3 separate regions of the Homo sapiens genome follow, and regions 1 and 3 are each linked to region 2. A link is a contact called in ENCODE Hi-C or POLR2A ChIA-PET data. All regions are on one chromosome and are shown on one strand. The core of a region is the stretch at or near the end of the contact, and the rest is flanking DNA. Distances in the headings are between cores, read along the strand shown.

Region 1 (3,971 bases), core at 861-3,360, 2.1 Mb after region 2:
GATCCGCCTGCCTCAGTCTCCCAAAGTGCTGGGATTACAGGAGTGAGCCACTGTGCCCGGCCTCATATCTATGATTTGACAGACAGCCTCTCTACGCTTACAACAACCAACTGTGGAGATCTTGGATATAGTCATGGAAGTATCATTTCTCATCTCTCTCCATTCTGACCCTCAACACAGTGCTGTTTGTACCCATAACAAAATTGAGTGAAAAATTTAGGGATAAAGAGAAAGGAGCTTTCCAACTTGATAAAGTTCTGTTTTGTTGAATGAACTTCTATAGCTATACCCTAAATGCTTTCAAAAAGAACATTGTTACTTTAATGTCACAAGATATATGTGTGTTTATACACATATACAGACAGCACTTCAAGAGCCTTCTTCCTATCTTTGTATCAACAAAAGGCCAGTGAAATTGTGTTTCTCCCACCACTGAGCAAATGGGGTCCTCATTCCTCTCAGTTTAACAGTGTCATAGGAAACAAGAAGAAAGATGAGAACTCTGACTTGTCTTTTTGAAGAACAGGTCTATCTTTAACATGATATTAAGGCTGGGCACGGTGGCTCACACCTGTAATCCCAGCACTTTGGGAGGCCGAGGTGGGTGGATCACTTGAGGTCGGTCAGGAGTTTGAGACCAGCCAGGCCAACGTGGTGAAACCCTGTCTCTACTAAAAATATAAAAATTAGCAGGGAGTGGTGGCGGGCGCCTGTGGTCCCACCTACCCGGGAGGCTGAGACAGTAGAATCACTTGAACCCAGGAGGCGGAGGTTGCAGTGAGAGGAGATGGCGCCACTGCATTCCAGCTTGGGTGACAGAGCAAGACTCTTGTCTCAAAAAATAAAATAACATGATACCGAACTGTCTGGTGGCCCACATTCATAGCACTCTAATAAATCAGTGTGTACAGTTGCATAATGTTCTGCCCTACAAAATTGACCAGGAACCATCAGATTAATAGGCATTCAACAAAAAAATTAAGTATTTTTAATTGCTAAGGTCTGTGAGTTATCCCTTTTTTCTTCCTCACGTAATAATCTGCACACACGAGAAAATATTCCTGAACTTGAGTTTCTATTTTTTTTCTTTTCCCTATTTGCCTTCTCAAACTCCCAGGTGTTAAAAAAAAGTCTCAAACTTAATGCACATTACAGGCTTCTTTTCTGACATACAAAAATCGTCATCTTAACCTAGTTTTCTTCTCCAAAGTGGTCAAGAGGGAAAACCTCAAGCTTTTATTCAGATCTATGTAAACCACTAGATTGCCTATCTGGTATTTCCTTTTGCAGAAAATCACTAGAAAACTAAATAAGACGAGGCAAAGTTTAGACAAGAATCTGATGGCTTGTTTCTCCGAGATGCAACCTTGGAGAGAGGCTTCCCCAGATTCTAGTCTGGATTCACTTTACTGCATGCTCTTCCCCGCTCTCTAGCTCAATACTCCGGAGAGAAATGAAACTTTTATTTGCTCGAGCAGAAAAAGAAATTAAGAAGGCCACGAACATGCAGCGGACTTGGAGCCCCTTTCTAGCAACAAACAGGCTCGTGCTCCTCCGCCCGCGTTGGTCTCCAGCTTCCCAGAGCCCCGGCGGGTTGCGAGGACCGCCCTGCTCGCCACTGCTCCCCACCGCTCCGGTACCGACACGTGTTCTTACTGCCAAGTTCGGCCGCAGGATGCTGAGCCGAGCCCCGCCCCGCTCCACATTTCCCAGGCTCCGCCTCTCCTGCCCCGCCCCCGGCACCGATTGCCAATAGCGCCCCGAGGCGTAGCCAGGTCCCGCACTCCCCGTGCCCGGCCCGCCGCCTTTGTTCTCCCCCGCTCTCCCTCTTGGCCTGTGCGCTCCCGGCAAACCGAGTGGCAGCCGCTGATTGGTGGTTGTGGCGCAGCCAATCAGAAGGGGGCACCTCACGTTAGGGCTCGGAGTTTTAAACGCGCAGCCGAGGGCCGCGCGCAGGAGTAGGGAGGGCCTAGGGCGGCGGAGCCGACTCGTCGCGGCCGAGGCGCGCGCGGTCCGTGCCGGCGTCAGTCTGGGATTGGCCGGCCCGCGACTTCCTCCGCCCCCTGCCAATCGCCGGGGACGACTTCCGTGGGTTTTTCCGGCTCCCCCGCGTCGCTAAGGAGCGACGGGCTGTCGGCCAGACCCCGAGTTCTCGGTGCGCTCAGCGGCCGCCGACGCTAGGAGGCCGCGCTCCGCCCCCGCTACCATGAGGCCCCGGAAAGCCTTCCTGCTCCTGCTGCTCTTGGGGCTGGTGCAGCTGCTGGCCGTGGCGGGTGCCGAGGGCCCGGACGAGGGTGAGCGGCAAGCGCGCCGCGGGTCGGGCTGTGCTTGCGGGGGCTGCAGAGCTGTGCGGGGGCCTGGGCCCTGCGACCCCGGCGGGCGGGCTTCCGCGCGGTCAGCTCCAGAACTAGTGATGGGCGCCGAGCCCGGGGTAAACTTGGCGGAGTTGAAGGGGCGGGGGCGGTGGCTGTGGCAGTGGCAGGATCGATTTGGGGTTCCCGGGAGAGGAAGGTGGCCGGGGTCTCTTGGGCTCCGACGCCCTGGAAGACCCCTGTCACCCGAGGCTGGGAGAGGGCTGCAGAGCGCCTTTTTTGCAGCTGGGTCCTTCGCCTTAATTTACAGATTTTCGTCAGGTCCAGGCTAACTCCAGGCGAACGCGCCCAGGCAGTGGGAAGGGAGAGGGAGAGCCACTGGAGAGAAGGGGCGAGGGCGTGAAGAAACAAGTGCGAGTTCTTTGGAACAGCAAGCATTCCTTTTCAAAATGTGGTCTGTAGATTTGGAAATGATTAATCCATAGATTCTGGAGAAAGGGATGGCTTGGTTTGCACCTTTGAGAAACTAGAGATACCATTCCTTCTGCATTTAGCATTTACTGTGTGCCAGTCCCTGTACTGGGTTCTGGGAGGAAAAGATTGTGAGTGTGGTCCCTGCCCATGAAGCGCGTACTCCAGTAGGAATAGTAACAACTACTTCATGGTCCCTGCATTTTTCTTCGAAGTGAGCTAGCTGCAGACATAAGAACTCTGAAGATTAGGAAGTGCTAATTAAGGAAAAGTTGTTATTCCTAGAGAATAAGGCATCCAGGTACTGGTCTTTACCTTCTTCCTCTCTGCCCTTACTTTTAATCACTAGCTTTTTAACCTTCTGAGTTTGTTCTAATATAAATATACACTCTTTGATAATGTTAGTGTGTAGGGAAATCGTGAACTTTATACTCTTTCAAACAGATTGAGTAACTTCTGCGTGGGTCACTGATTCAAAAAGAGTCTTTGCCCAAATAGAAAAGGAAGTAAAAACCCACACTCGGCGAGAAAAACACCTGCCGAAAGGAATCCGATAGCGGGACTGCTTACAAATTGTGTCTTGAGACCTTTACCCAAATCATGTTTGTTTAAATAGTGTTTATTTAAATACAGATACCCAAAATACACTGAAGCAGAATGCAGGGGTGGGCCCCGGAATCTGCGTTTTAAGTCAGTTTTCCCTTGAGACATAGAATTAACTTCGGGAGGCACAGTGAAAGTTGAGGACCAGTGTGGGTGGAAGATGCTTTTTGGAACATAGCGGAAAAGCATATAGCACTGTCTTGGTTTTGATCCAGTGATTCTGTTTTTGGGGGGATTCTTGAGAGGCCTGGGAGAGTGGCTTTAGGAGCTGTTAGGACCAGCAAGTTTATCCTTCCGGTCAGAGGTCTTTAACACAGAAGAGTCCCTGGGAAGCAGTTGCTCCTAGGGTGAGCCTAGGAATCCCAGGGGTCATCATGGCCAAGGGCAGGCCTCCTGGGACTTCTAGCTCCGTTTTTTTTTTTTTTTTTCCTAGATAAGGTTACGCATTGTTGCCCAGGCTTGAGTGCACTGTCCTGATCATGGCTTACTTAAGCCTCAAACTCCTGGGCTCATGGGATCCTCCTGCCTCAGCCTCCCGAGGAGCTGGGACTGTAGGTGCTTGCCAACACGCCTGGCTGTTTTTTT
Region 2 (4,025 bases), core at 1,452-3,951:
CGCGGAGGGGACAGCTGCCCTGGTCTCCTCCCGCGCCCGGCTGTCGCTTTCGCCTCCCTGCGCTGATCTGGGCGGGGTGTCGGATCTCTAGGCAATGCCCAAACAGTGCCCTGCGCCTGAGGGTGCTGCTGACCGAGGCTGATTGGCCGAGGAGTCCGCCCAGGCCCAGCTGCTCCTCGCTTACAGCGTCCCGCCTTCAGTGCGGCATAGGCTCCCCTGTCCCCAGGCTCCGAGGTCAGCCCTAGAGACCACCCTGCTGCCGGAGTTTTCTCCCTGTCTCCCTGCCCAGGCTCTCCACTGCCGGCTGCAGCAGTGCTCTCCTAAAAGACCCTCCCCCTGCCGGACTTGGGAGATTAGCTAAATGCTACCCGACCCCATTGGTACATAGAGGAAGAAGAGGGAGGGATGAAATAGTATATGCCTTTCTCCCCTACTCATCCCATTGGAGAGACCAACCAAAGCCCACGTGGCTCTCAATTTTTCTTGTCCTCACCCCTTGTCCATCCTGTCCTTTCACTCCCTCTAGGGCCAGGGAGCTCCCTGAAATGTCCCAGTTCCTCTGCAGTCCCATTGCCAAAGTGGGCTGCAGTTCTGTTAGCCCCCTCCCCCCCACCAACACACACACGTTTCCTAAAACCTACAAGAGGTGACATTTGCAGAGGCCGCAGCCAATAAATCTGCCAGAGATGTTGCAGGGTATCTGCTACCCCCAGATATCCTAGGGCATCAGTGACACACATCGTCCTTCTTACGCACACTTCCACTTCCCTGGCCAAGCTGGATCTTTTCCCAGCATGAAGCTGTCCACTGTTTGATTACCCACACAACTCAGCCCCAGAACCAACCCAGTCACTATTCCCGAGTTCCTTGTACCTTCCAAAGCACCTGGTGCAAGCTAATCAACACACAGGGTCTCCTAAGCTCCTGAGGAACCTGTGTTTCTATCTCCCTGCATAAGCTTAAGGATATCTTGTGCCCTCTCTGGGTTTCATCTGCGAAATATAGTGGTTGAACATAAAACCTAGTTCTGATGTTGTATAATTCTAAAAGTAACATCCAACATCTCTTTTAGGTGCTTAATTAGAATTGACAGCAGGAAGTAGCACCAGGTATACCTCCCAAGAGAGACACTAAGAGCAAAGAGCTCCTCAAATGTGTTGCCCCAGCAACTAGCACACACGTGTTATAGCACTGTTGGGCTGTTCACACGTCTAGCTCTTCTACTAGTATATGGAGCCACATGAGGGCAGGAAGAGGGTCTGATTCACCATTTTATTCCCAGTATCTTGCACAATGCCTGGGATATAGTGTGTGTGTGTGTGTGTGTGTGTGTGTGTGTGTGTGTGTGTGTAATTTTTTTTGAGACGGAGTCTCACTCTGTCACCCAGGCTGGAGTGCAGTGACTCGATCTCAGCTCACTGCAACCTCCACCTCCCGCATTCAAATGATTCTCCTGCCTCAGCCTCCCGAGTAGCTGGGATTACAGGCGCCCGCCACCACGCCCAGCTAATTTTTGTATTTTTTTTTGTAGAGACAGGGTTTTACCATGTTGGCCAGGCTGGTCTCGAACTCAGTGATCCGCCTGCCTTGGCTCCCAAAGTGCCAGGATTACAGGCGTGAGCCACTGCGCCTGGCCATAGTACATCTTTTAAAAAATATGTTAGTAGAATAAATGAATGAACAGGAGGGATGGAACTAGAGGTAGGTTAGTTCTGTATGGTATCAATCTAGACTGACATTCCTAAGGCAATATTTGGGCCACTTGCTCCCACAGTAGGCAAGAACCATGGGAAGACTAGGATAGATTATTTTAAATCAAGACTGGCCTGTAAAAACCAGGATGTGAGATCTCTGTGGCTACAGGAGCCCAGAGGGAAAAATCCAGATATCCACAGGCCTGGGATTCAATGCCATCCACACAGTAACACACCAAAGACCCGACTCCTGAGACCAGGTTTGGGTGGAGGTGAGCGAATAGCTACTGTGTGACATGTACCTTAGTTTTTACACTTTTTAATAAAACATCTAATTTCTTCCTTATGATTGACTTACGAGGTGTGTTTTAGAGAGGAAGAAATTAATGTTCAGAGAGATTCAATAACCCACCCAAGGTCATATAGCTGAGAAGCACAAGATAAGGGATCAGGATTTCTGCCAGGTTCCAAGGTCTATGCTTCTTCCACAGCCCTGAAGGGGCTGTGGAGTCCCGAAGGTGGAGGAGGGGACCAAGGAAAGGGGCAGCCCTGAGGATGGGTATCCCTAGCCAGCCTGGTGGGGCAGCCCATGGATATTGGGCTCTGGGCTGAAGAATTAATTTTGGTGGCCAAAGTGCCTTCTGGCGTCCACTCTGACATAACAGTAGGGGCCACCTGAGTTCCTCAGAGCCTTCCACACTGCATCACGAACACGGGTACTCTGACGTGCTCCAGCTGACGTCGGTGTCTGGTGTGATAGATGCCCTGGCTGTTGGCAGGGGAGGGGGCGGACGCTGCTGCCGCCCAAACCTCTAGGGGGTAGCACAACCCCCAAAACCGCCCCCGCCAGCCCCTTCGCGATCTGCAGGCGCAGAGAACCGCGGGTGGAGCCCCACACGTGGGTCCGCAGGGCGGAGGGCGGGGACAGCGCGGCGCCGGACTACAAGTTCCACAATGCCCCGGGCCGCGGCGGCGGGGAAGGAGGGGTGCTTCAGGTGCCTGCGACCTCCGCGCCTCCCGCCCGGAAGTGCCCGAGGGGCCGCGATGGAGCTGGGGGAGCCGGGCGGTGAGTCCCCGCGCCGTGACCGCGCCCACCCCGCCGCCCAGGGCCCCGGTCGGGCCGGGATCGCCGTGCCCTCCTGCGGCTTCGGGGGGCGGGAAGGTGGGAGGGGTGATGAGAGGTGGGGGTGGGGAACGTGAAGTCTCGGATTCCGGGCGGGATCTGGGGTCAGGCAGCCCGGGGGGCTTGGAGAGACTTCCAGAGGAGGCGCGGAGTTAGTCCTCCGCGGAGTGGGGTTGAGGGGACCTGGAGGGGGCCGAGCTGGGTGGGTGGTGACGCTCGGTGGCTCCAGATTGCCCAGGGGCGGAGTTTGACGTTTGCTGTGGGGGAAGCCTGGGAAGCAGTCCTGTGCCGCGGGTGGGGTTTAGGTGAACCGTAACGCGGGGGGCGGGGGTGGGGGCACAGAGGCTCTACCCCCACCTCTTAGAAACTTTAGCAGCGGAGTAGATGAGCCTGGGGTGAAGTCGGTGAAGGAGTAGACACACTGGGGTGAAGTGGGCAGGAGAATAGATACGCTTGGGGGTGAAGTTTGGTTGGGGTGAAGTTTAGGAGAGGCGTTGCTTAGGCCCTTACCTTGGGATAGGGTTTGGGTGAGTTGGGAGCTGGTTGAAGACCTCGAGCTCAGATGACAGAAAGTTAGGACTTGGGATTCGGCGATGGGAAGGGGCACCCGGAGGCAAGTTTGGGGCGACTGGGAGGCAGAGAAGCCGGTACCCTGGGGTGGGTGAGGGGACGGAGGCTGAGGACGGTGGGAGCGTCGCGGTGGGGTGAGGGCAGGACCCTGTGGAGGTTCCAGGGCTCCTGGCCAGGGGGCCCGGGCCTCACGGGCTCTTTGTGCCTCTCCAGCTCGGTAGCGCGGCGGGCAAGGCAGGCGCCATGACCCTGATTGAAGGGGTGGGTGATGAGGTGACCGTCCTTTTCTCGGTGCTTGCCTGCCTTCTGGTGCTGGCCCTTGCCTGGGTCTCAACGCACACCGCTGAGGGCGGGGACCCACTGCCCCAGCCGTCAGGGACCCCAACGCCATCCCAGCCCAGCGCAGCCATGGCAGCTACCGACAGCATGAGAGGGGAGGCCCCAGGGGCAGAGACCCCCAGCCTGAGACACAGAGGTCAAGCTGCACAGCCAGAGCCCAGCACGGGGTTCACAGCAACACCGCCAGCCCCGGACTCCCCGCAGGAGCCCCTCGTGCTACGGCTGAAATTCCTCAATGATTCAGAGCAGGTGGCCAGGGCCTGGCCCCACGACACCATTGGCTCCTTGAAAAGGTAAGT
Region 3 (3,714 bases), core at 133-2,632, 2.2 Mb after region 2:
CGAGTAGCTGGGACTACAGGCGCCCGCCACCACGCCCGGCTAATTTTTTGTATTTTTAGTAGAGACGGGGTTTCACCGTTATTAGCCAGGATGGTCTCGATCTCCTGACCTTATGATCCGCCCGCCTCGGCCTCCCAAAGTGCTGGGATTACAGGCGTGAGCCACCGCGCCTTGCAAATATCCTCACACTTTGCAGAGGCGGCAAGTGAACAGTGCTCATCTTGATAAAGGATTTTTAACACTGACACGTGCTTAGAACTACGAACAGTGGAAGGGTCTGAAATGGCAGCAATGTCGCCCTTTCACAGGTTTCTAGGGCGATAAGCACTGCAAGCTCGGCCAGCCAAAGTCCAGCGGTGGGGGAAAAAACGGCCAAGGCAGCAGCAGACATAATCAAACAGGGCCCGGGTCGGCGGCGGTGGCTCACGCCTGTAATCCCAGCACTTTGGGAGGCCGAGGCGGGCGGATCACCAGAAGTCGGGAGTTCGAGACCAGCCTGACCAAGACCCGTCTCTACTAAAAATAGAAAATTAGCCGGGCGTGGTGGCGCATGCCTGTAATCCAGCTACTCGGGAGGCTGAGGCATGAGAATCGCTTGAACCCGGAAGGCGGAGGTTGCGGTGAGTCGAGATCGCGCCATTGCACTCCAGCCTGGACAACCAGAGCGAAACTCCGTCTCAGGAGAAAAAAAAAAAAGTAGTAACGGGTCCGGCGGCAGCGCGCGGGCCGGGCGAGCGTCTCCCGGCAAACGCGGCGCCACAGCTGAGCCGACCTCCGGGGCCCGCGCCCTCCCCTCCCCGGGCACCACTAGGAGCGGCCAGCCCGGGCCTCGGCTCCGCGCGCGGGGAAACGAGCGCGGCGGTTAAAACCGTTACCACCCCCGAGTTTTGAACTGGTTCAAACTTGGCTTCCAGCACCCGCCCCGCCCCTCCCCCGCCCGGGAACTCTGCGGCGCCGGTTCCCGCCAAGAGCCGCCGGCGCTTCGTCCCGCCCTTCGGCCGGTTCCCGCCACCTATCCTCCCCGCCTCCCGTCCGCGGCGGGCTCCGGGCCCCCGCGATGTCTCCCGGTCCCCGCGTGCCTGCACACCGCCTTCCTGAGAGGCGCCGTGTGTTCAGCGAAAGAACAAAGAGACGGCGGCGGCGCTTCCACACGGCCAGTGGCGTCCCTTACAGCGAACCCCGCCGCCGCCCGCGCGCGCACGCGCTGCCAGTGCCCGCCCGCCCACGAGCCCTGAGCGCACTCTGCGTGGGGCTGGCTCGGCGCCTCCGAGCCCGGCGGGCCCTGTGATTGGACGGGCGCCCGCCTCGCGTCCCGCCAATCGGGGCGGCGCTTGATTGGGCTGGGGGGGCCAAATAAAAGCGATGGCGATTGGGCTGCCGCGTTTGGCGCTCGGTCCGGTCGCGTCCGACACCCGGTGGGACTCAGAAGGCAGTGGAGCCCCGGCGGCGGCGGCGGCGGCGCGCGGGGGCGACGCGCGGGAACAACGCGAGTCGGCGCGCGGGACGAAGGTAACGCGCCGCTGCGGGCGGCCCGGCCGGCGGGGCTCCGGGAGTGCGAACCGGGCGGCGGCGGCGGCGCCAGGACCTCCCCGCCACTGCTGTGCCGGTCCCGGGTATCGCCGAGCGGGGCTCACCGGGGCGCCGCGTTTGTAGGCGTGCGGGGGGTGGAGGGTGAGGGGAGAGCCCCCCTCCCCGGAAGGAGCTGTGAGCTTCGGGCTGGCCCGCGGGACCCTGCGAGTGAGGCAGCGCACACCCCTGGAGCTGCGGGGCGGGGGGCGTGTGGGGGGCTCCTTTCCCGGTGCTTGTCCTGGCCGGGGCGCCGGGGCCGGGGTCGGGGCGTTCCGGTGCCCGGTCCAGGGTGGCAGCTCGAGCCTCAAGTCTCCTTTGTGTGGCGCGGCCGCGGCGGGAGCGCCCGGGTGGGACGGGACAGACACAAGTTGGTGGGACCCAGCCGCCGAGTCCGCACTCAGACAAAGGACGGACTGTGTCTCCGGAGGGCTCGGCGCGAGGGGAAGGGGCATGACACCCGGGCCCGCCGGCGGGCGGGAGAGGGGCGTGGGGAGGCGCGGGCCGCTGCCGGGGTGGGCAGGGCTCGGCCCTCGCCTCGCGCACGCCCCCGGTCCCGGGCGCGCCGACCCCGGGCTGGGGCCGCGGCGCTCGCGGGACGACGTTCGCGGCGGGGAACTCGGAGTAGCTTCGCCTCTGACGTTTCCCCACGACGCACCCCGAAATCCCCCTGAGCTCCGGCGGTCGCGGGCTGCCCTCGCCGCCTGGTCTGGCTTTATGCTAAGTTTGAGGGAAGAGTCGAGCTGCTCTGCTCTCTATTGATTGTGTTTCTGGAGGGCGTCCTGTTGAATTCCCACTTCATTGTGTACATCCCCTTCCGTTCCCCCCAAAAATCTGTGCCACAGGGTTACTTTTTGAAAGCGGGAGGAATCGAGAAGCACGATCTTTTGGAAAACTTGGTGAACGCCTAGTGAGTTGCCACTTTCTAAAGAATCGTAATCCTTAAACATTACAAGCTGTTTTGGCCAACTTGTGTGATACATCTGAGAATGGCGACAGGTGCTAACGAAATCAACTGTCATTCAGCCAGATTATTCCCCAAATCCCGACGGGTTGAATGAGGATGAGGTGGTAGAAGTAGGTGATCAAAATAGAATGGCTATGACAAATGTGTGTTTAGATTATACGGTTAGCAGTTTCTTATTAATTGGTCTCGTTTTCTGTGAACAATAGCTTTGGTGATTCAGAAAAGACTGCATGGAGAAATGTTTGTTGCCTAAGAAATTTAACGTGTGCTGTCCACAGTTAAACTTCCTTTATCACACAGGATCTGTAACATTTAAATTCATTTGGAAATAAAAATGTGTCTTTGCTATTTACTTAAAGGCTTGCTTTTTAGGGTTCAAGCAAGTTATTATTAGTTTAATTTTGTGGCGTTTTGATGTCATCATAAAACAGCATTTAATAAACCTTTGAAAAACACGAATGCTGTCACAATTGAATGTAGTTTATACTTTTAGGGGTTTTGGAGTTTATTTTCTATTACTCTTCATAAGCATTAGCAACTAATTCATGTTTAGGAATACTGTACAAGTGTGTAATCCTAACTTGTTTATTTGTAATTTTATTTGCAGGAAAACAAGTATTTAAGATATATTTTAATTTTCTATTCATGGTCTCTAAAGTTAGGAATAGGTAGGATTCTAGTCATAGATATAAAGCGTCTTGTTCTCTCTTTTCGGAGGTGTGTTGGGTGATGTAATATTTAAGGTTTCCCGGAAACAGGAACACTGCATCTTAAATTCTCGTTTTTGTGGAAAGTGAATATATTCCAAGAAAACAAGTTAGAAAAACATAGGCGTTCTTCTGGTTGCACTGTCCTATATGATAAAGATCTAATGTGCATCTGCTAACTTAAGGTTTCATAAAAATGGAGACAAATAAATGCAATATAAATTTATTACATATATTTTGGAGAGTGTTGACACCACTGTACGGGCATTCCAGGTGCTGGTCTAAGTGTTGAGACATTATAACAAAAAAGTAACGTTTATATTAGTTACTATTAATTCTGTATTTAAAAAATCCTATTAATAATCTTGTCCATTATGAGATAAGGTAGTTATGCAGATTTTTGGCAGAAATTCGGATATTTTAGGATACATATGTGTGTGTGTGTGTGTGTGTGTGTGTGCGCGCGCGTGTGTG

Evidence for each region. A loop is a pair of places that touch in the nucleus more often than their neighbours do. ChIA-PET counts read pairs that join two places held with the same protein, here RNA polymerase II (POLR2A). Pooled maps may share reads with other maps.
Region 1: a loop to region 2 is called in a pooled map, with 9 times the contacts of the local background. The contact joins the promoter of PDIA4 here to the promoter of TMUB1 in region 2. A Hi-C loop is called at or near these places in 1 of 37 single-sample maps with no recorded cell type and 9 of 50 pooled maps. POLR2A ChIA-PET finds 5 or more read pairs at or near these places in 1 of 52 experiments (activated CD4-positive, alpha-beta T cell).
Region 3: a loop to region 2 is called in a pooled map, with 8 times the contacts of the local background. The contact joins the promoter of EZH2 here to the promoter of TMUB1 in region 2. A Hi-C loop is called at or near these places in 3 of 37 single-sample maps with no recorded cell type and 5 of 50 pooled maps. POLR2A ChIA-PET finds 5 or more read pairs at or near these places in 1 of 52 experiments (activated CD4-positive, alpha-beta T cell).

What each region holds. Positions count from the first base shown.
Region 1 is chr7:149,026,644-149,030,614 of GRCh38, reverse strand. PDIA4 (protein disulfide isomerase family A member 4) reads left to right here and starts at 2,110. Exons shown (of 10, transcript NM_004911.5): 1 at 2,110-2,294. The coding sequence starts at 2,207. RefSeq lists silencers at 1,618-2,197, 2,268-2,337, 2,428-2,477 and enhancers at 1,802-2,395, 2,396-2,990.
Region 2 is chr7:151,082,169-151,086,193 of GRCh38, reverse strand. TMUB1 (transmembrane and ubiquitin like domain containing 1) reads left to right here and starts at 2,701. Exons shown (of 3, transcript NM_001136044.2): 1 at 2,701-2,760; 2 at 3,601-4,019. The coding sequence starts at 3,631. It also overlaps a transcript of AGAP3 not described here. RefSeq lists a silencer at 2,548-2,937.
Region 3 is chr7:148,881,959-148,885,672 of GRCh38, reverse strand. It overlaps EZH2 (enhancer of zeste 2 polycomb repressive complex 2 subunit), which reads left to right and starts at 1,382. Exons shown (of 20, transcript NM_004456.5): 1 at 1,382-1,509. It overlaps LOC124901767 (a long non-coding RNA gene), which reads right to left and starts at 484. Exons shown (of 2, transcript XR_007060579.1): 1 at 190-484. RefSeq lists silencers at 749-978, 1,099-1,468, 1,629-2,218 and an enhancer at 1,437-2,128.